2 separate regions of the Homo sapiens genome follow, and region 2 is linked to region 1. The links are chromatin loops, found by intact Hi-C in ENCODE. Cell type or tissue: B cell. All regions are shown on one strand. Region 1 has its middle 8.6 kb from the start of CIITA. Region 2 overlaps TVP23A (trans-golgi network vesicle protein 23 homolog A).

What was found. Hi-C counts contacts between places; a loop is a spot of excess contacts. Peaks named below come from ENCODE experiments on the same cell type or tissue, not always from the same donor. Only the 100,000 strongest peaks of a DNase experiment are listed, where the experiment ranks them.
Region 2: a loop joins it to region 1, with 2.6 times the contacts of the local background. A loop is called at or near these places in 3 of 110 quality-filtered maps.

Annotation. Positions count from the first base shown.
Region 1 is chr16:10,867,374-10,869,873 of GRCh38, reverse strand. It overlaps a transcript of CIITA not described here. Among named protein-coding and RNA genes, the nearest start is that of CIITA, 8.6 kb to the left of the region's middle. In B cell, a CTCF peak has its summit at 1,250; a DNase peak (open chromatin) is centred at 1,123; H3K4me3 peaks cover 2,137 bases; H3K27ac peaks cover 2,500 bases.
Region 2 is chr16:10,790,082-10,792,581 of GRCh38, reverse strand. The region is part of intron 2 of TVP23A (trans-golgi network vesicle protein 23 homolog A); the gene reads left to right. Among named protein-coding and RNA genes, the nearest start is that of TVP23A, 27 kb to the left of the region's middle. RefSeq lists an enhancer at 2,242-2,500. In B cell, no CTCF peak of the experiment used is centred here; a DNase peak (open chromatin) is centred at 1,275; H3K4me3 peaks cover 305 bases; H3K27ac peaks cover 1,398 bases.

The DNA of each region.
Region 1 (2,500 bases):
AGTGGGAGGGTCAAACAATAAACAACACACACGTAATACAAAAGTAAGATATACAGAAGGTGGGGAGCCAGGCGCAGTGGCTCATGCCTGTTATCCCAGTACTTTGTGGGGTGGGCGGATCACTTGATGTCAGGAGTTCAAGACCAGCCTGGCCAACTTGGAGAAACCCTGTCTCTAAAAATACAAAAATTAGCCAGGCATAGTGGCACAAACCTGTAATCCCAGCTATTTGGGAGGCTGAGGCATGAGAACTGCATGAACCTGGGAGATGGAAGTTGCAGTGAGCTGAGATCTCACCACTGCACTCCAGGCTGGGCGATAGAGCAAGACTCTGTATCAAAAAAAAAAAAAGTGGGGAAAAAATCAATCTGGGGAGGGGGCTCAGAGTGTGGAGGGAGGAGTTGCAATTCTAAATGGCTTGGTCAGGGCAGGCTTCATTGATAAGGTGCAAAGAATAGAAGGAATTTAGGAGGTTGACCAAGAAAATGCTTAGAGAACAGTGCTCCAGGCAGAGGGAACGGCATGTGCAAAGGTTCTGAGGCAGACAGTGTGCTGAGCGTGTCTAAGGAACAGCGAGGGTGCCAACATGGCTGGAGTAGATGAACAAGGCAGACAGGAGTAGGGGATGAGAGCAGGGAGCTGATGAGGTAGGAAAGGCCTTGTGGGCCATTGTCCAGATTTAGCTTTTTCTCTGAGTAACGTGGGAGCCAGTGCAGCGTTTAGCACAGCAGAGGGCCAAGGTCATTATAGAGTGGTTGAGAGGGAGGGTCACAAAAACCCCACATGGATGATTTCCTTTTCCGAACCCCCATCAAAATGAAAGTCAGTGCCCTTTGTTTACAAACCATGCAATTCTCTTGCCCTGTCCTCTTTCTTCCCCTCTGAGAGCTGCCCAGCAGCAGCACACCTGCCCACTGTCGCAGGTCAAGCCTGGCAGCCCTGGAGGGAAGCTGGCTGGAGGGCAGAAAGAGAAAGCAGGAAAAGAGCAACTTGCCCTGCACCCCTCCCAGCTCCCCGAAGACCACACTGGGCCCCGAGTGCAGTTCCACTTTCTGGAGTCACGTGGGATCAGAAATAAATATATTACCTCCCGAGGGAGGAAACAGAGTTAAATAACAGGAACCAGCACTCTCGGAAAGAGGGGGTGGGAGGGGCTGAAGTGTCCGGCAGTGAAGGCACATGTGGCTGGGGCAGGAGGGGCTGCAGCCAGGGAGAGAGGAAGGTTCTGGCTTCTCCCCCAGGTGGCATCTGTGCCACCATCAAGACCACACTGGCTGTCTGCGCCCCTGTTGAGAAGCCAAGGGAGAATGTTTGGGTGGTAAAGATGCCCCTTTGCCTAGGTGACTGTTAGGAGGAAGAGAATTAAAGAGGAGTCCAATAGACGATGGAAACCACTTGGGTGAGAATTTGACCACAAGAAGAACCAGCCCTGTAGAAATGTTGTCTTGGCAGGAAAGCTGGTAAACAACACTGCCCTGGTGCCCAAGATAAGGCCGCCAAAATGCATTTGATGCCCTGAAGGCTAAGTTGAAGATCAAAGCTTGTCTGTCTTCAAATCCAGTCTTCACCGCTTCCCACCTGGGGGACCTGGGCAAGTTGCGTCACCCCTGGGCAGAGTCTGTTTTCTTCTTTAAGTGTTAAATAAGGATGGGGATCAAAGGGCTCAAGGTCAAGGGAGAAGTAAGAGGGTTCTAGATTGCGCTTAGGCTGTTTCTGGCACACTAAATAATCAATGTCAATCACTGTTATTCTCTCAAGACTTGCATTTCAGAAGGAGATGGAACAAACACCGTCTTTAGAAAGTTATGACCAGGTTGGGTGTGGTGGCTCATGCCTGTAAGCCCAGCAATTTGGGAGGCCAAGGTGGGAGGATCGCTTGAGCTCAGGGGTTCGCAAGCAGCCTGGTCAACATAGTGAGACCTCATCTCTACAAAAAATAATTAAAAAAAAATTAGCCAGGCATAGTGGTGCATGCCTGTAGTCCCAGCTAGTTGGGAGGCTGAGGTGGGAGGATCACTTAAGCACCGCAAATGGAGGCTGTAGTGAGCTGTGATCATGCGACTACACTCCAGCCTGGGCAAGAGAACAGACCCCGTCTCAAAAAAAGAAAGAAAGTTGTGACATTACAATGAAGGGAGGACTTCTTTGTAAGTGGGTAGGAGACGTAAAAAGTTGGAGGAGCCAAGGATGTGAGTGGAAAGAGGACAGTGCAGGCTTGTCTTTCTGGTTTGAGATGATTGTGTGCCACCAACGCTCTTAAAAATAAGGCCTTCATTCTCTCTCCCGTAAGCGAGTTCTTATTCTCTCTTTCTCTCTCTTTCTTTCCCCCACCTTCTCCCTTTTTCTCTTCCTCCATCAGCCTCCACCTTCCTTCCTCTCCCTCCCTTTTCTCCCTGTCTCTGCCTGTCTCTCTGTCTCTTTCTGTGTCTGTCTTTCTCTCCCTTCCTTTCTCGCTCTCCCTCTGTCTTTCGGTTTCTGTCTCTGTGTGTCACACAGACAC
Region 2 (2,500 bases), 77 kb after region 1:
CTGAGTTCATCTTGCAAATGGAAGAGAAGAGAGCACTTCAATTGTCCCACACAGAAGAATCACTCGGGAGACTCGTTAAAGTGCAGATTCTAGCTCAGGAGGCCTGGGGGTGGGGTTGTGGGTCCTGCATTTCGTAACTCCCAGGAGGTATGGTGGAACTAGTGGATGGAGAAGTGGCTGAGAATGTACTTCTTCCTGGGCAAACATCATCTTAGCTGCCTCCCCTGGCACCTGGGGGTTCCTTGAACCCAGCATCTTCATGGTGGCATGCCACTGCTAGTGAAGCAGTGTTGTCTGTGGTAAATACCTGGGGTTCATTGTCTCGTGCCAAGAAGATTAAGGACATGGACACACATAAGGAATGAGTTTAGAAGCAGAGGTTTAATAGGCAAAAGAAAGAGAAAGGGGAACAGCTTTCTTCCTAGTGAGAGAGAAGGGCTTCCGAAGGGAAAAATCCAGCCGGAGGTGGACCACAGCAGATTTTATAGGCAGGTTTGAGGAGGTGGTGTCTGATTTACATAGGGCACACAGATTGGTTGGATCAGGTGTGACGTTTATGTAGCACTCAGGGAAGGCTGGCCACCCCACCCTAATCTTATTACACAAATGGGCTTTCGACTTGGCCCATGCCATGTTGTTTGCTTCTTACTGTACACATGGCTGGCAAAGAGAAGGGAAGATGCTCACACCTGTAATCCCAGCACTTTGGGAGGCCGAGGCGGGCGGATCATGAGGTCAGGAGACTGAGACCATCTTGGCTAACACAGTGAAACCCTGTCTCTACTAAAAATACAAATTAAAAAAAAATTAGCCGGGCATGGTGGCACGCGCCTGTAGTCCCAGCTACTCAGGAGGCTGAGGCAGGAGAATCGCTTGAACCCAGGAGGCGGAGGTTGCAGTGAGCCAAGATTGTGCCACTGCACTCCAGCCTGGGCAACAGAGCAAGACTCTGTCTCAAAAAAATAAGAGAGAAGGGAAGATGGAGCCTCCATGTTGGACATGCCTGGTCCGAGGTAGCCTTTTCCTATTGGCACAACTTGGCCTTTTCCTATTGGCACAGCTGCTGGCATTCACCCTGGAAGCTTCCAGCTTGCTTGTCTATGTCTGCAGCTGGATTTTACAGGCTGCTCTTTGTTAGAAAAGAAAATAATTTGGGGGCTGATTTTCATTAAAAGGAAAACCTTAGTTGGTACTCCCATACCCTATTTGCCTAAGTAGTTTCTTCTGAACTCCTACATCAGTAGCAGAGAAGCCACCTGAGTGTAAGTGGGTGTCGGGGCCAAAGAAAGAAATAGCAACACCCTACTTATTTTTAACAATGGGGAAAAACATTCGTCTGACAAAGGATGTCCAAAAAGAGCGTTACTGGTCATGGTTTTTTCCTCTTTCTTCCGTTCTCAAAAATGTTGACTATTAATGAGTCAAGCAATAAGTAGAGTGATAGGAACCACAGCTGCTGGAGGGCTCTCTCTGATCTGGCATGGTAGTTTTTTATCTCCCAGAAGCCTGTAAACCAAAAATAAAAGTCTAAGCCCCCCAACCAACTGAATGGACCCCTCCTATCGGCCAAGGGCATTCCAAAGTTAACCTAAAGAACTAGTTCAGGCCATGATGGGAAGAGGTGGGGGTCAGACATGCCTCGTTCTACCCTCCTCCCATTGGAATCCAGGCACAGCTGACCAGCATTAACATTAACACAGGGACCTTAATACTGGACAAACAGATTGTTTTTAGCAATGACATCCCAACAGCACAGATAGCAGGCCCTGAAAGAAATTGAAGTATTTTACCGCAAACTACATTTGAGGACTAAACTCTAATTTTTTTCCTATCTTGCCCAAATTCCTATCTAAGGGGCCTGGATAGGACCCCTACAAACCATAAATTTTCATCAGATAGGTTTTATTTAACCCTATATATCGTGACTTACTTTCCAATCTGATTCTGGTGTAACATTACATGACAAAGAAGAAAATCAAAATATTTTACCCCAAGATGGTCGGGCGCAGTGGCTCACACCTGTAATCCCAGCACTTTGGGAGCCCGAGGCGGGCGGATCACAAGGTGAGGAGATCAAGACCATCCTGGCTAACACGGTGAAACCCTGTCTCTACTAAAAAATGCAAAATATTAGCCAGGCATGGTGGCGGGCGCCTGTAGTCCCAGCTACTCGGGAGGCTGAGGCAGGAGAATGGCATCAACCTGGAAGGCGGAGGTTGTAGTGAGCCGAGATCACGCCACTGCACTCCAGCCTGGGCGACAGTGCGAGACTCCGTCTCAAAAAAAAAAAAAAAAAAAAAAATTTTACCCCAAGACATGTTTCTTTGTCATATTTTGAAATGGTCCTGCAAAGCCATTCTTTGTGGGGGAAAATTTACATCTGTAAAGAATCTCTATTAACATAGCTAGATTTTTTCTTCCAGGCCCTCCCAATGCTGAAGAGATTAACTGAGAACCTAGCACCTTTTAAAGGTCTGAATAGGAAGCATTTGTCTTCTAT